Linked DNA regions of Mus musculus: region 1 is linked to region 2. Evidence: chromatin loops called from intact Hi-C (ENCODE). Cell type or tissue: left cerebral cortex. All regions are shown on one strand. Links, peaks and the distances in the headings refer to the core of each region. The heading gives the core; the rest is flanking DNA.

Region 1 (9,170 bases), core at 483-8,482, 250 kb before region 2:
ATAGTTACCTACAAGAAAGTATTTTATTTAAATTGTTATTAATGTTAAGTAACCGAGCAAGTATTAAATTAGCTTTGTTCATTGTCAGAGGTTTTAGAAATCTTTTGAACAGATATTATCTCCCATAAATCTATGTTGTTTCAGGCAAGTCTCTAGTTCCTACTATTTTCAGATACATATTTCTTGATAAACATCAGTATTTATCCATTTTTTAGTATGAGGAATTTTGAATATCCTGTTGAAAACTCAAGTATACTTGTCAAATATGAAACCTTTATATATAAAAGCTAATGTAGAACTTTTGGAATGGTATTCTGTGATTACTATTTTTTCTTTTTTTTTTATTAGGTATTTTCCTCATTTACATTTCCAATGCTATCCCAAAAGTCCCCCATACCCTCCCACCCACTATTTTAAGTAACATTTCAGTTGTAAATTTGTGTTTCTTTGTCTGTTTAACCTAAGCCCAGTGACCTGACACTAGTCATGATTCTCAGAAAAAAAAAATACATAAAATGATTTCAAGAGGAAATACAGAAAAATTCAACATCTTGAGCTGATCCTTAACTATCAAGAATATTGAAATAAAAAGAAATTACGGAGGCTGCAGAAATAAGTCATCAATTAGGAGCACATGCTGATCTTGATGTGGACTCAGGGTCAGTTTTCAGCACCCACTTCTGGACCATGACCATTACTGATTGCAACTCCACCTCCATGGGCTCTGATGTCCTCTTTCAGCCTTTGCAGGTTCCTGCACACATATGTTCATGTATGTATATTGACACAAACATAAACACATAACCATAAAAGAAGAAGAAATCTAAAGAAAGAAAATAGGATAGAAAAATTTTACTAGTAAATCTTATTCTTTATTTGCAAATGTTAAAATTAAAATATATTTATAACATTATTTTCTTCAATCTTCTTACTCCAACCTTCTCCATAGTGATCCCTGAGATTATTCCTCATTAATGATATAATATATCATTATATATATGCATATATGTGTACACACACACACCCTACTAGATCTATTTAGTTCTGCTTTTATTGTGCCTTTCCCCAGGCTTGAGCAGGCTGATTAAGACCTTGTTTATGCCACAGCTGGCTAGACCACCAGGAATGGAGTCTTCCATTCCATATTGTCCTGTCACATCTGCAGCTTCTTCCAAGAATCCACTACCTGCTGAGAGGCTGAGCTTGGTTTCCTGAGGAGATTCTGATAAAGCAATGAAGATCCTGACATAGTGTGGGATGGGTCTCCTCCCTTTTTAAGTTCAGACTCAAAGAGTAAACATTGGGCCTTGATCAGAAACTTTGTTTTGGTGTCATTCTTTTCTTGCTGCCCATTCCATACAGCCCCAGCTTTCCTTTCAGGAACCCAGTTCTCCTTAGCCGCTGATGGCTACATTATATTACATTATATTACACTCAGTTACTCAGTACTGGATAACCTAAGAGAAGGTTCCTACCTGGGAAAGACTGATTTTCCTACTCTCAGCATTTGTTAATTTCTTGTAACTCACTGTTTAGGGGTAGGACTCCATGACTTTTCCCCCTTCCATGTTAGCAAATCTATTGATATTGTCATTGTTAAAGGAATTGGAGATATCCATTTTGTTGAAATTTCCACGTCATTTCTAGGAGATATAACCTCACAGCAAACTTACGTCCTTTGGCCCTTACAATGTTTCTGTTCCCCACATTTTAGGTGGGGGAGTAGTGTTGAAGATTCATCAGTTAGGGGTGAGCACTGCAAGATCAGTTGTTCTTTGCAGGGATGATCTCTGACTGCTGGAACTTTTGTGAGTTTGTTTTAGGAAAGCTTCCCAATGACATGGAAATTGTCAAGAATATTGGACAACCTGGGTGAAATCAATGCTTCCTTATTTTTCCCTAATTGGCTTTTACTTTGTTGAGAATTATAATGAATTTTATAAGTATTTGGAAGTTTGTTGATATGAATTTGAAATAGATATTATTTAACTTAGGTAATGTTAATTGTCTTAAGGTTTACTTTGGTAGTTATTGATCAACAGGATACAATTAGAAAATATTTATGGAAAAAAGAAATAATCTGCTATACGGTTTTTATGGGACCATTGGAAGATAACAGAAAAGCAAGTCAAGGAGGCAGTGGAGGATGGACTTCTCTGTATCTGTCTTCAGCTTTGGCTTACTTGAGAAAAGAGCAGAGTATTTCTGAATTACACAGAAAAAAAGTGAAATTAGTTGTCAGTTGTCTCCGGTGAAGACATTTATTTTTCGCATTCTCTCCCAGAGCAACTTGTCATTGCAGGTACAAGTCTCATGACACAGCATGGGTGAAACCCGTGTCAAGGGGTAGCCTGAGCTTTAAGGAGCTTTTTTAGTTGAAATTTGATATTCAAATGAAATCAACATGTTCTACATAAACAGCAGAGTCATCCTACTCAAAAAACAAGTCAGCCTGAACCAAACTGAAAGGCCACAAAGTGGAAGTCTGCAGGAACAAGTGTAATGACTACATGATTTGAAGAATGCATGGTTTGTTTCTCTTGGGCTGCTTTTTTTTTTTTTTTTTTTTTTGAAACATCTCAAAGCCTTAAATATCACATATTACCAAACTGAAAAGATTTGTTGAGATTTTCCTCTCAATAATTTAGGAGGGGTGATTCAGATAGGCACGGGCATAAGTGGACTGAAGAACATTCTTCACGTTTAAAATTGAAAAGAGGAAAAGAAAAAGAAAACAAGAAACATAAAGTGCAGGTAGCATTTCTGGAAATAAAAGGATATGCTTCGATTCCTGTGAGGCTGAAAACCTGCTTTCTATTGGATATTTTGTTCTCAGGAAAAGCTTTTAGATTAGAAGGGAGGTTAAACTTAACACCAAGAATAAATAGGTGCTGGAGGAGATCTGAAAATAAGGTAGTGTTTGTGCTTAGGGAATGGTATCTTTGTTTTGTCTTTGCTGCTATTGGGATCAGAGACTTTCAATAGGACTTGGTATTGCTCTTCTGTCCTAATCTACGACATTTAGGTCATCACTAAATATTATGAAAGCTATTCTCAAAACAGATCCTGATGCTGAGGGAGGTGGCACTGGATTTTTATCCCAACGCTTAGCAAGCAGAGATCAGCAGATCTCTACCTGTGACTGGCTAACCTGCTCTACATAGAGAATTCCAGGCCATCCAGGGCTATGTGGTAATACCAGTCTCAAACACCACCAAGAAAACTACATGTATTTAGTATCTATATCTATCAGCTATCTATCTATCCATCCATCACCTATCTATCTATCTATCTATCTATCTATCTATCTATCTATCTATCTATCTATCTATCTATCTATCTATCTAATCACCTGATTGCTACAGGGTTTGACCATAGTTACAGCTGACATCTCAGGCACATGAGCAACATTTTACACTTGGGTGATGCTGCTATTTTCTAAACGATGTGCATATCTTCATGATAAACTCTCTCTGATAGTGAGTAAGCACCACTCAGCTTTAAGCAGTTCCTGTTATTCTTTTCGAGGGCACTATGGTCCGTCATTATATTTCCACAAAGACTGTACCTTTCATTTTGTTTCCCTTCCTTCCTTTTCTTTACATTACTTTCTCACGCTCTGGGCTTTTTTTTTTTTTTTTTCAATCACATTATACTCATATGCTACACTCAATTCTTTAAGAGATTCCCTAATGTTCATACCCATTGACTATGTAAACCACATTTGCACAGTCCATTGTAGGCATTCACAACAAAATGCCTTCAACTGAATGACAAGAGTCAGCCAAAATTGATTTTTCTCATATAAAGGGGCCATGCAACTGTTTATCTATGGTGCTTTCTTGCTGCATCTTCAGGTGGTGTTAGTGCTATGATTCTTCTGTAGTGAGGGGACTATTACCATTCATGAGGACTTTGCACTCATGACCTGATTGACTTTCAAGTGTTCTCACTCCTAATACCATCACCTGCGTCATTATGTTTCTGCACCTGAATTTTGGGGAGAAACAAGAAATCAGAAAATAGTGATATTTTAATTCAGGACATAATGATACTTTAAGTCAGACCATTCTAAAAGCTGTGAGTAGACACACAAGTGTTCCACACAATCAGCACTTTGCACAAACATTAGTGTTTTTTAGAGGTGTTTTCTTCGAGGCACACATGACATTTAGGTCATTACCAAATACTAGGAAAGCTATCCTTAAAACAGATCCTGACGCTGAGGGAGGTCAACCACCTCCACAATCACCTGCCACACATTTCCTTTTGTTCATATATTTATGATATATGATGTGAAACATAATATATATGATAAAATATAGCTTATGTAGTATATATACTATAATATATAGTATATAGAGACATATAGCATATATAGTATATGTATATATGCTAGATATACAAGTATATTTAATAGATATATAGTGTATGCAGTTTATATGCATTATATATATACATATATATATATATCATGATTGTTTTTTGCATATAGGTTTAATTATATATAGAATATATACTATTCTACAGTACCATGATAAGGGGAGAACAATAATTTTAGTTTGTTTGGTGCTAAACAAATACTTAATGTTTTTTATATGATTCATTAAGAAGGTTATCTTTAAGAGCAAGTGCAAAATAAGACTGGGGAGGTAGGTCAATTAAGTATATAAAAATATTTGGTTCTAAATATTAATAAAAATGATAGAAAATGAATATTTGTTTTAAATTGGGATATAAATAATGAATTTTGATTTTTAATTATTCTGGTCAACTTCATTGAAGTATTATATTAGCTACTTTTATTGCTGTGACAAAGCCCCTAACAAGAAGCTATTTATAATAGGAACAAAGGTATATCCCGCTTATGTTTTGAGAAGGTAAAATGAGTCTTGTCAGCAATGTTTGGCAACAGGAACCTTCATGTTGTCAGGAGTATAGCTAGAATGCCTCATCTCATATCTTAGTATAATAAGGAGCAAAGACTTGACAGGAAGTAGATGCAGACAGTAAAAGTTTAAATCACCCCTCTCCCGAGATTCATTACCACCAGAGAGGTTCCACCTCCTAAAGTGTCCACAGTATCTCCAAATACCACCAAAAGCTGATGACTTCAAATACTTGACCCTGTCAGGCACATCACAAACCTCAGAAGTATACACTTAAAAAGTGTAAGAGGTTTTATTTTTAAGCTTTAAGTGAATTTTGACAGTTGTACAGTCTCACACTATTCATCTCAGCCACAATATTGGACATATTTATAGCCCACAACGTCCTCCTCACCATCTGAGACTCAGACCTTTCCTCTGTGCTTAGATTATGGCAAAATTTAACATCCGGACACTGCCATCTTCATTTTGTTAGAGGAATAATTGTCTCAAATTCTGTGTCTCTTTATTTACTTGATTTATTTGCAAGAGGAATCTGGACTATGGGATGGTGCAGCATTATAACTTCCTTTTTATGGCTATAGCTGTATATACATAGCAGTTTTAAAATTCTGCTTATCAGTTGATGGACATTTGAAAAATCCTCATTTAGCAGCTGTTACAAGTACCATTTCTTATCCATGAATGAGTCCTTGTATGGGCTTAAGGCACATTTCCTCCCTTGGATTAGCACTGCTTTCCTATATGAAAGAACACATATCTAATGTTATAGAACTGTAATTGTCTCCCAAAGAGATTGTTAGAGTTTGCATCGACACTATGATTCGCGAAGTGTTTTTGTTTTTGACATTCTTCCCACCATTGGGTATTTTGAGCATTTTCATTTCTGTCTCGCTATTAAGTATGGGGAGTACCCCATGATGACTTTGAATTTGCATTTTTGTAATGAATGATAATGTTAAGTCTTTTCCCTTTGAAAGCCCTGTGCATCTATTGTCTTATGAAAAGTACCATTCAGACTTCTTGACAATGCTAGTATTTAGAGATATAATTGGCACATAACCTCCGATCCCATGAATCGTTTTCTCTGCTTATATGGCTACATCTGCTTTTAAAATTTCTTTTGAAGATATAAAGTTGATAATGCCACAGTTATGGCTTTACTTTTAGAAGTCTTACCTTTTGTTTTATCACATTTTCTCTCACATAATCCAGTTGCATAGTGGTTTCTTTAATACTTTCCTATGTGTTTTAGAATTCTAGTTTTATGTACAATTTACCTCAATTCACTTACATTTTTAGATAAAACGTTGGTTTGGTTAATTTTATTTTCTGTGAAAATTCAATTTTCCAACACCACTAGTTAACATATTGATATTTTCTTAAATAATCCCATAGGAACTAGTTATGGTGTGGCAATTAAATGCTCCCCCACCCCCACAAAGCTACAGTTTGCTATTCAGTTACTGAGACACAATTATATCACTAAAGCTCGGACATAAACAGTGGATTTATAGTTTGATGTATTACTGAAAATGATAGAATCTTTTGGAAATAAGGCTTAGCAAGGTACCAAGGGGAAATTTACATGGCCTGCCTCAACTTATGGCACACTCTTTTCACTCTGGCTTTTGTCTGTTTTATTTTGCTCCTCCACTTGCTTGTGATGTTCAATCTGGCCTCACATATGCAGTAATGGAGCCCACCTTTGAAACCAGAGCACTTGGGACAATGAAGTAGAGATGCTGAGATGGCAGCCAACGTGGTAGACTATGGAATGCTTTCAAAGGCAGCCTGGTCAGCACAGCAAGACTTTGACTCTGATAAAAAAAAAAAATTTCAAGGACAAAAACTACAATGTCTGAAATTACAAGGCTAAAATAATTATTTCCTCCATTAGTTTTCTCTCTCAATGTTTTTCATAAATATGAAAAGTCAACTACTAGCGTGAATTTATTTAAATATCAAGTATCTATTGAAGCCTATTTCTAGATCATCTATTCCACTAAGCAAATCATCTATTCATGCTGTGGTATTCATTATGTACAAATTAACTCTATGGGAAACCTTGACATTGGTTAGTGCAAACTTTGTATCTCCATTGTTTTAAAAGGTTTTTTGTTACTACCAGTTGAATTCCAGTGTTCATTGAAAATCAGACTGCTGATTTTTACAAACTAAAGGAAACAAAGAGTCTGCTCCATTTCTGATAGAAAGGGCAATGAACCTCAGGGTTTGATTTCACTATTGAACCTTTCAATATGTGGCATAATATATTAATTTTCCATTTGCTTACCACATACAGTTTCACTTCCATTGTAAGAATCACACACGCAGAATAACATTTTATCCTTAAATATTTAGTAGTCACAGATTCTAAATAGTATTTTAGTTGCTTATGTTTAATTTTTCACTATAAATATCTAGGGCTGAAACTCACTTACACATATTGACCTTGTATTGTGGGAGTTTCAAAGATTTACGTATTTTCTTCTAAATGATTTTATGATAGTTCTTTGGGAGGTTGTTTGTTTGGTTTTGGGATTTTCTACAAAAAAGGAAAATAAATATAATTTTATTCTGCATTAGTTACCTGTGCTTCCATATCAAAGTACACTAGATGAGGAAACTGAATAAAAATTTATCATCTCACTATTTCAGAGTAGAAGAGGTCCAAAGTCAAATTTCCATTATGCTTTGTAAGTTTTGAACATTGTGTAGGAAAAATCTCCCAGTTCTTCCTTGTTCATTTATGTAAACTCGAACTTCACTGTTTAAAGTTTTTTAGTGAAGGAGTAGTGTTTTGTCTTGTTATTTTGTTTGGTTTTTGTTTGTTATTTTTCCCTTGGGACTTCATATGCCACTGGATGTGGAACCTACAATCAGTATATTCATTGGTGCTGATGAAGATGGAACAGAAATATGTGGTCTGTCCAGCTTTCTACCCAGTGCTAAGTGGCATTTATAAAAGACAAGAGGAGAAGTAAAATGAAAAGCAATATGTCATTCTGACAATTAGCTTGGATTTCAAGGCATTTTCAGTGTCAAGTTATTTTCCTTATAAAACTCAGTCATAGTTTTAAAGTGTTGATATACTCAGTTACAGGGAAAACATGAGGAATTGCTGGAGGCACCACATCATATGCAGATTTTAGCACATTTTACAAAGAACGGAATTTATGTTGGTCAGTTTATCTTGTGTAAATGAAGCACCTGAATTAATTAGTGTATAAAAAAATATTTATTTTAGCTCACATGTTTGAAGTGAGGGTTTCTGGCCCCGGTTAAATTCTCTAACAGATTTCTTCTCTGACAATTGAGACAATGCTAGAAGGAGCTCAGAGGGGAGCAAATGGACCACCTCATAAACCAAAAAAGCAAAAGGAGAAAGAAAATAATCGAGATGTTGCAATACCCAGAGAGAGGATGTCCTGGATCAACTAATGGCCTGCAGTGACACTTGGCCATTAGTGACTAGTGGCCTGCTAAGGTCCACAGCATCTCTCAAAGATTCCAGCTTGAGTACCACGACCTTCCCAAGTGGACCCCAGGTTGCATCCAAACCATGGCTAGGTCTTAGGATTCTAAAAGCATTTCAGCCTTGCAACACATCCCTACACCATTTTGTCTCAGAATGTACAGTATCCTTTATGCTTTCATTGTGAATCTATTTGTAACGTCTAATTTTGTGTTGGGTCCTTAATGTGTTATTCTCACTGTGTTCATATTGTAATTTTATACTCTCTTTCCCCCTTATTATATTAGCTGACCTTCTTATATTGGTGGATTGTAACCACTATGCATACAAAATTCACAGCAATTACTGCTTTGAGTGTTAATAAGTATTTATTCTCATTATATTAGCAATGATGTTACACTGGGTTACAGAAATGTGTGAATTGATAATAGGCCTCCCAAAACAAAGCCTTTGAAACAGTTGCCAAAAGTCCAAGGAAATGTAGCTAGCTACTTTGAAATTTCCTTGCTAAAATAAACAAAAAAGGTTGTTAGGGCAAGCTTTCAGTTACCATGACAGAGCATAAAGCATAAAGTAATGTGATATCCCATCTACAATTTGTGGGTGAAGATCTTTCTGAGAGGCCTTAAATACATCTTTAGTGTGTTTGCTTTGCTCCAATAGAATTTCTCAGAGCCCTGACTTACAATAACTGCGGTTCTTTTTCTTTTCCTGGGAGACTGTAGATAAATGCTTATAACAGACTGAAACAGTTTGTTCCAAGACCTAAGATCATACTTTGATATACAGGTTACCAAGAAGGT
Region 2 (9,170 bases), core at 889-8,888:
AGTTTCCATTAGCTTGGGCATATTAGTTGCCATCTAAAAAGGCGTAACAATTAAGTGGCATTTTTTTCTCTAGGATGCCTGCACCCCCTCATCCCCCTACACACACACACATTTCTCAGTGTGAGTAGCTGAAAACAAGCTTTTTTTGTTCAGGAAGAAGGGACAGTCACCCTTTGGAAATCTCTCCAGATTAATTGTCTTAACAAAATTCTCTCCTCTAGGACAGATTCTCATCTCCTTTTCCCCATGGCATGAGCCAGCACTCAACACACAGTTCCCTCTGAATTTCCTTTCTCCCATAAGCTAAAGAAATAAGAGTTGGAACAAAAAACTTTGTGAGTATCATAACCTCAACCTTTCCCCCAAATTCTCTGTCTTTATTTCCAATGTCATATATTATTTCTTCTCCCTGCTAGCCTGTCATAGTAACAAGCTCTAATGAGATGGATTAAAACTGAAATTGGTGTAAAATGGACTGAATTTAAGAAAATGTTCTTAAAGAAGCACAGACAACTTGAAATAGAAAGATACTACAAAATCTTAAGCCTTTGGCATCTATACCTACCACATGAATTACACAGAGCCAAGCTCCTGCCTGGGTTAAAATAAAAACTCAAACTAAAGCTTATAAGTCTCCCACTTTTCAAAATCTTATGCCAGCTTTCAAGTGAAATTACAATGTGCTAAAATGAAAAATTTAAAAGTCTGAAAATCTCAAGTAATCAAAACAACTAAATTCAAATTTAGAATTATCAGATGGGCAAATTAAAATAATTAGCATTGCTTGGTATGTTAAGGATTCATAAGGAGAAAGTGGAGTATATTGAAACACAAAGGAGAACTGGAAGTTCGCATAAAGCAATGAGAAGTGATGTAGGACATAAAAACGAGTTAAACAAACAAGCTAAGTAGGGCTTGGAATGGACACGTTAGAATATGGGACAAGGACAAAAAGAACGTACCAAACTTGAGGATAATGCTGTCATAAAATTTCTAAACAGAGATACAACAAGGAAAGGAAAAACAAATCTAAGAAGTATGGAGAGACTGAGAAGAGTTTTCTGGGAAAACCATAGATGGTGATTGATGGCAGAGTAGCAGCCTTGGGAGCCCTGGGATACAGGTGTAGGAGGTAACACTTATTGCCAGACATCAGCAATGGCATCAGGGAATACAATAACATCTGTGATCAGCAATACTAAATACCATGTGACAAGGTCAAAGACAGAGAATGGATCACTGTCACCAAGCTGGGACATGGGATCAGAAATATGAAGATCAAGTTCCTTAAGATTTGTCTTTTCTTCCTGCCCATTAAATTGTCTGAGATGATTGAGTTTTCCTTGAGGACATCCCTCAAGGTGGGTGGTTTGATGATCACATCTGTGTAGCATCACGGTCTAGCTGTGCAGTAGATCAGAGTCAAGCCACTGGGGACTATAGTGGAAACCCAGTATGGATGTTACTATTGCAAAGAAGTAGGTACTGCCATTCAAGGGGCTAACATTTTTTCCTCTTTTTTTTAAAGATATTTTCTTTATTTACATTTCAAATATTATCCCCTTTCCTAGTTTCCCCTCTGAAAATTCCTTATTCCCTCCCCCATGCCCCTGCTCCCCAACCGACCCACTCCCATTCCCAGTCCTGGCATTCCCCTATACTGTGGCAGAGAACCTTCACAGGGCCTAGGGCCTCTCCTCCCACTGATGACAGACTAGGCTGTCCTCTGCTACATATGCAGCTAGAGCCACAAATTCCACCATCTGTTTTCTTTGATTGGTGATTTAGTTCCAAGGAGCTCTGGGGATACTGGTTAGTTCATATTGTTGTTCCTCCCATGGGGCTTCAGACCCCTTCAGCTCCTTGGGTACTTTCTCTAGCTCCTTCATTGGGGACCTTGTGCTGCATCCAATAGATGATTGTGAGCATCCACCTCTGTATTTGACAGGCACTGGCAAAGGCCCTCAGGAGACAGCTAAATCAGGCTCCTGTCAGCAGGCTCTTGTTGGCATCTACCATAGTGTCTGGGTTTAGTGGTTATTTATGGTATGGATCCCCAAGAGGGACAGTCTCTGGATGGTCATTCCTTCAGCCCCTGCTCTGAACTTTGTCTCTGTAACTCCTTTCATGGGTATTTTGTTCCCCCTTCTAACAAGGATTCTGAGCTTCTGGGCTAATATTGCTGATCAGTGAGTGCATATCATGTGTGTTCTTTTGTGATTGGGTTACCTCACTCAAGAGGCTAACATTTTGGTCCAACTCTCCATTGCCTCTGTGAAAATAAAGCCAAGGGGAAATAAGATTGGTAGGCACCATTTAATCCTATATCAAGGGTTGACCAGTGCGCTGCAGTACCACTATGCTTCATCCCCAAGCTAAACAACTGCCAACATTAGAAATTTATCCTATGTCTTCTTGGAAGACATCTATATCAGCAAGAGCTACCTGACCCCTAAAAAAAAGACCTTGTTCAACACAGGTTCACTGACCAACTTATGCTACACGCATACGTTACCTGAGCTCAAGCTGTGCTTACTGCATACTATATTTATATAAGAAAGATAGAAGTGTAAAGTGGTGTGAGGATGGTGAAAACATCAAAAGAAGGCAAGAAAAATCTGCAATTTTCATAGCCAAAATGATTTTTACCAAAATGAACTATAGGCATAAAACCAAGGACTTTGGAGACCCAGAGAACACTAAAAAAAAAACTGAAAAACTAGCCCATATCTAATAGAAACAAACAAAAACCAAAGAAGTGAAATATTATACAGAGAGAAAGAAGAATCAGAGTTATTTTAATATAGTTTCAATTCGCCATTGAAAAGAGTATAGAAAGAATTTAGTAGGGATTAAAGAAAAAACAAAAGTGAAGGAGTCCATATTGAAAGAAAATGTCCCTACTAAATGAAAGAGACATAAGTATTTTCTCCATAAAAAAAAAAAAAAAACAAAAAAAACCTTAATTTAAAGCACTCTTCAAATAATAAGACAAAAAATTCACATTGTTAAAAAAAAGGGGAAAGATGATTTAAGAGAAGCATAGTAGAAGTTTATTTTAGATTTATTTATTTAGATGTGTGTATGTGACTGCGAAGTGTAAAGTAAGTTGTGTCGGATGGTGTTTTGTTGGGCAAACATGGGATGGAGTGTTTTCCTAAAGCAGACACAAGTGAAAGTATGCTTTGCTAAAGCAGACATGGGTGAAATGGTGTTCTGCTAAAGCAAGCACATAAAGGACACATGGTGGAGGGTTATTTGCTAAAGGCATGCATGTATTGGTCCATCTTACATTAAATAGTTAAGCTCCATTTGTTGGGACTCCATAGAGAGAAACACACCAAAAACTTCTGGTCATGTGCTGCAGCTTCTTGCAGCTTCCACAGCAAACTCTGGCTGATTGGCAGAGTGATACCAGCTGGGACTGATTCATGTGGAATTTTGCTAAGTCATACTTGTGTGTTGAGACAAGACTCATGGAGTGTTGCAGGTATTATTAGAAAATAACCCACACTATTGCCAGCTACTCTCTGGCCCCAAAGCCTAACTAGAGAAGAATGGCAGTCCATCAGCCTTGGTGGGGTGCAGCAAGAGCAGCGTGTTGCGGGCAGTTGGTAATACAGAATGGACATGCTGTTCTAGAAAAAAAGAGAAAAGCTGAAACTGCCAGGTTGGTCTTCCACTTCAGAAATCTAGAGGACAAACATATGAAGCCCAAAGCAAACAGATTTTAAATGCAAAATTAAAGCAGATGTCAATAAAATTAACATAAATATAATAGAGATAATCAATAAAAAACTGTTCTTTGAAAAGATTATAAAATGGATTTGCATCTAGTTAGATTGACTATGAGAGTAAAAACAATCACACAAGCTACCATTCAGAAACAAAAAAGGTTCCATTACCATGGAACTCATAGACACTAACAGTCTGATGAGGAATAATGATAAACTCTGCATAGAAAATGACAATTGCAAAACTGGGGTTCAGAGTAACAAATGATTGTTTTAAAAATGAGAATATAAATTAGATGTACTGGCTCGGAATTAAATGTTCCTTTGAATAGATGGACAAGAACAGTGTGGTTGGATGTGTATCCTTGCTTGTTTTTGCTACCTGCTACAAATCACTTTCCATCCCTGCAGCATCTGCTACATTTTGTTACCTAGCTGTTTATCACCATAGCACTAATACCAACATAAATGGTTGCTGTCCCCATGTCCCGTGTCCTAAGGTATGGACAGGCTGTCTACACTAGTAATCAGTAGGCCCACTTTAATTTTTGAAGGAAAAACTGATAACTCAATACAATAAAGTAAGTTTGTTAAGGATGGCAGCTCTTTTAAATACTTTTCTCATTACCAGGACAAAGTAAATGATCAAAGCAACTCAAGGAAAAAAATGTTTATTTAGGCTCTGAGTTTGAGGGTATAATCCATCATGGCTGGACAGTCAAGGTAGCTGGAGCTTGAGGTGACTCGTTAGATCCATGGTGAAGAAGCAGGGAAAAATGTGGATATTCAACTCAGTTTCTGATTATGCACCTGAAAATCCAGATGCACTCGCATGTATATGCTTGACTCAGTGGATACAAAGGCTAGAGGATGTTGTCCTTGGTAAACTATGATGTCGTCTATGGTATCCTCTGAGCCACAACTCAGCAGTTCACTCAGGATGGCTGGCCACTGAGCTCAGTGTATCATCTTGTCTCTGCTCCCTCAGCCCTGGAGTTACAGACACATTCTTTCATGTCCTACTCTAATGTGGATGCTGGCCATCTGAACCCAAACCCCATGCTGTCTGGTCAGCTGAACATTGCCCTCACTCATGTTACAGATTTTCAAATAATTAATTCAGTGCTCTCTCTGCAGCAATCCTAGAACATCATAAAGTCTTTATCCTAACCAAAATGCCATCATTCGTTGAATTCAATAGATTTGATGAGAGTTAAATGACACAGTAAGAAATAATAGTGCCGTTTTCTATAATATACAAGATGTAATTTTCTATCTGACATTTATAAAAAAAAAGACAATGAGAATTACTTTTACAGTCATAAAAGACAGCATAGTGTTGAATGACTTGAGAAATATTAAAACTAAATCTTTTACACACCTAATTTTTTTTCTATCTGGAACATATATTTCTCATGAATATTTGAACAAGTATGATAAATAGACATTAGAGAAAGTAAAACTTCTATTCTTTTTTTTTTTTAAACAGGAACAGGCTTAGTCTAGCACATACACATACTGGTAAATGCAAAGTCACTAAAGAAGAATCCTGGAAAAAGTCACGTCTTATCTGATCTGAGAATGGTTCCCATAAACTTGAGTTTCCCATGTTAAGAATGCAAGCAGCTCCAAAGGCAAGGCTGCTTCCTTTTGGTATTTCATAGTTTATACCAAATAAGCTTTAAACGTGCGAATGTTTCTCTTGTAACACGGTGTGCTACTGCAGAACTTACGGGGAAGAGGAGGGGACTTAGATCAAACAGATTCCATGCACTTCTGCGCGTATTCAGCTCAACAACTCAATGACTGCTGTATACACAAAGTTAAAACGGCAGAAATAAAGGCAGCTGTGCAGCAAACAAGTGAAAAAGCTTTCTGCTGCCCTCTGCTGATATTGCAGGATCTTCATGCATTCTGCAGGTGTTTATCTTGCAATGTTGGAAGAAAGATTTCCTTTGTGCCTTTGACTACATAAGATGAAAAATATCAATAATAATCATATTTCAATATATTAAATATAAAAGATGAGGACTAGTGGTTGTTTTTAAATTTCAGAATTGCTAAGGATAGTAACTCCTTGTCTTAGTTATATTTTCTGTCACTGTAGTAAAATACCCTGAGAAAAATAACTTAAAGAAGAAAGACATGAATTGGGCTAGCACTCTGAGGACACTGTCATCAGGCAGTGTGGAATACATGTCCCAGGGCTGGGAGTTTGAGTCAGTTGGTCAGATTGCATCTGCAGAGAGGAAGGAGAGAGTAATGGTTCTTCCTGCTCAGCTAGCTTCCTCCTCTCTATGTTAAGTACTCAAATGGTACCGCACTGCTTCCCTCCTACACAGGATCTCCTGGGTTCCTGGAGGTTGGCTTCTGCGTGATTCCAGAGCCTCTCAAGATGACCATCAACCCTAACTATCACATATCTTTTTCCACATTGTATTTTAGGAAAACAGAGATAGAGGCATTACTTCTTTAGAGTTCTCATACTTGCTCCTGTCTTTCTTGGGTTAGAAAGTAGGTTAATTTTCATTTATCTCTGATTAGTCAGTGCCCCCCTTTTGCCAATATTATTTGACTGTTCTCCATCCCACAGCTACATTCTTATGAAAGATAAAATGAGACACACATTCTTTTTTTTTCTCACTTAATCTTTTTTTTAATTAGGTATTTTCCTCATTTACATTTCCAATGCTATCCCAAAAGTCCCCCATACCCACCCCCCCTACTCCCCTACCCACCCACTCCCCCTTTTTGGCCCTGGCGTTCCCCTGTACTGGGGCATATAAAGTTTGCAAGTTCAATGGGCCTCTCTTCTTAAGGAAGAGAAAAATTATGTGAGTAAGAAAAGAACTTTAGTTTGCTAGGAGTTCTTAGAATGGTGAAATGAAAACACACTCTATTGGGCTGGAGAGAAAGTATAGTGGCTAAATACGTTTTTCTCTTCCATAAGACCTAACTTTAGTTCCCAAGACTTAAGTAAGGCATCTTACAGCCACCTGTAACTCCAGCTTCAAGGGATCTAATGCCCTCTGCTGGTCTCCATGGGTACTCACACACATGCCTCTGTGCCTCTAGATCTGTCTTGGTCTCTCTCCTCTCTCGCTCGCTCTCTCTCTCTCTCTCTCTCTCTCTCTCTCTTTCCCCTCTCTCTATTTCTCTCCCTCTCCCCTTCTCTCTCTCTCTCTCTCTCTCTCTCTCATAAACAAAATGAAAATAAATCTTTTTAAAAATCAAATTTTATCAATGAGAGACAATCAATGTTTAGAATCATTTACTGAATTCCATTTAGCTCAGGAAAGCTTGAAATGAAAGTTGTGGATAGCATGCAATAAAAATATTCATGTAACATTTGGGAAAAGTCATGGTCTCTCTCTCCACACCCCACCCTCTCTCCAATCTCCCATCATTCTCACACCTCCCTACTTTCTGTTTCTTCATTCCATTTTCTAATGATGTGTAGTAAGAATATAGCCATATATTTAGAGTATTAAGAGTTAAGAACCATTAAAGTTAAAAAAAAAGAAACTATTATTTCAGCTATCAGTTTATTGTTCAGCACATATAAAATCTAAGCATGAATAACCCAAAAAATAAAACCTGAGAATTAAGTAATGCTTTCAAGATCTATGTTGTTGTTAGAGCCAAGTAATTAACTTCTCAGGGGAGAGGCATTGAAAAGCAACCAAGTTGTCTTTAAATATTATTCTGACAATAAAATGGTGATATCATTAGTGGCCGCTAGGGATTGGAAATAAACCTGGAAGTGGAAGTGTGGATAGAATTACTCATCTTGCTTGGCCAGAAGTGAGAAAAAGCAGAGTGGATAGAGGAGCCTCCCAAGTGCCATTCGCCAGCATGTCCACCTTTAGAGACATCGCATAAGAATCAGGATTAGTGAGGCCAGTATCAACTATCATAGTTTTAAGCTGCTATGAAAAACCCACGTGAAGGACTGCGGGGATTACTGAAGCCAGAAGCTCTACGGCTGACAATCATCTAAGAACTCAAATCACTACAAAGATGACTCAATGGAGAGATAATAAGCAATGATGCAAATTATTATGCCAACAGTACTCAGTCCTTGAAAGTAGCATCTGAGATTCCTTACATGATCCACTCTAGCCAAAGCTAGTAGGTTATGTGGGTTAGTCATAAGAGCTGTGTCTAAATAACATTATTGATTAAAAGCATCCAATGATCGTCAATAGTTTGAATCTCTCTCTCTCTCTCTCTCTCTCTCTCTCTCTCTCTCTCTCTCTCTCTCTCTCTCCCTCTCCTACCCTTCATCTGTCTGTCTGTCTGTCTTTCTGTCTGTCTGTGTGTTTTTGCTATGGATTGAAGTAGAGCCTTGTAGCTGAGAATCTGGAGCTCTGCTGGTGAGAAACCGCCTCAGCACTCTCCTCTCTTATTTTGAAAAAGAATCTCATAGTTTCTCACACTGGTCTTGAACTCACTATGTACCACAGGAGGGCCTTGAATATATAGTCCCCATGCCTCAGTCTCCCAAGTAACTGATATTCCAGACCTACACCACCAAGCCTGGAAAAAGGAATGTTTTACATAAATTATCTGCCATCCCAGGAGTTCCTATAGCAGTGCCTAGAACCCAGACTTAAATGTGTCACAGTGTTGCATGCTGCTTTTAGGGGTTTCAAGTTTATTTGGAGCTTTAACTTCTAAAAAAGCTTTCTCTCAATATATTTTTCTGTAATCGTTCTTAAAATCTACTTCCCCCCAAAACTTGAAAGTTTAAAGTGTAAAATGAGATATTTGCTGTGGATATATTCTGAGGAATGCCTAATATCAAGCTAATGAAATCACCATTCCACTCGAATAGTTATTTTAATGACATTTAAGGTGCATTTTGCTAGCAAGTTCCCAGTTCATCATAGCTTATCAATATCAGCAGCCTTCCCCCCATATAACAGACCTGCAGATGCTTCTCCTCCTAGATCCTCTGCTATCATCTAAAACTTCTTCAAACTCCCAGCCCCTGGGAGACAATCATTCATGGCTCTTCTCTGAGTTCAGTTTTTCCAGCTGAACTATCACCTACAGAAATGACTGTTTAAGGTATTTGTCTTCTGTGTCTGAGTTACTTCACTAAGCCTTATTACCTTTGGGCTCCTCCACAGTGTCTCAAACCATATGAGGTTATATTTTAATAAGGAATAGTTATTAATTATGTATAAGCGTATTGTGCTGGCTAGTTTTGTGTCAACTTGACACAGCTGGAGTTATCACAGAGAAAGGAGCTTCAGTTGAGGAAATGCCTCCATGAGATCCAACTGTAAGGCATTTCCTCAATTAGTGATCAAGGGGGAAAGGCCCCTTGTGGGTGGTGCCATCTCTGGGCTGGTAGTCTTGGTTCTATAAGAGAGCAGGCTGAGCAAGCCAGAGGAAGCAAGCCAGTAAAGAACATCCCTCCATGGCCTC

What was found. Hi-C counts contacts between places; a loop is a spot of excess contacts. Peaks named below come from ENCODE experiments on the same cell type or tissue, not always from the same donor. Only the 100,000 strongest peaks of a DNase experiment are listed, where the experiment ranks them.
Region 1: it touches region 2 in a loop (6-fold over the local background); 5 of 42 quality-filtered maps call a loop at or near these places.

What each region holds. Positions count from the first base shown.
Region 1 is chr2:8,384,443-8,393,612 of GRCm38, forward strand. No RefSeq gene overlaps it. Among named protein-coding and RNA genes, the nearest start is that of Gm30904, 44 kb to the left of the region's middle. In left cerebral cortex, for the core only: no CTCF peak of the experiment used is centred there; a DNase peak (open chromatin) is centred at 5,255; H3K27ac peaks cover 656 bases.
Region 2 is chr2:8,632,723-8,641,892 of GRCm38, forward strand. No RefSeq gene overlaps it. Among named protein-coding and RNA genes, the nearest start is that of Gm30904, 290 kb to the left of the region's middle. In left cerebral cortex, for the core only: CTCF peaks have their summits at 5,620 (motif pointing left) and 6,758 (motif pointing left); DNase peaks (open chromatin) are centred at 5,551, 5,971 and 6,758; H3K27ac peaks cover 466 bases.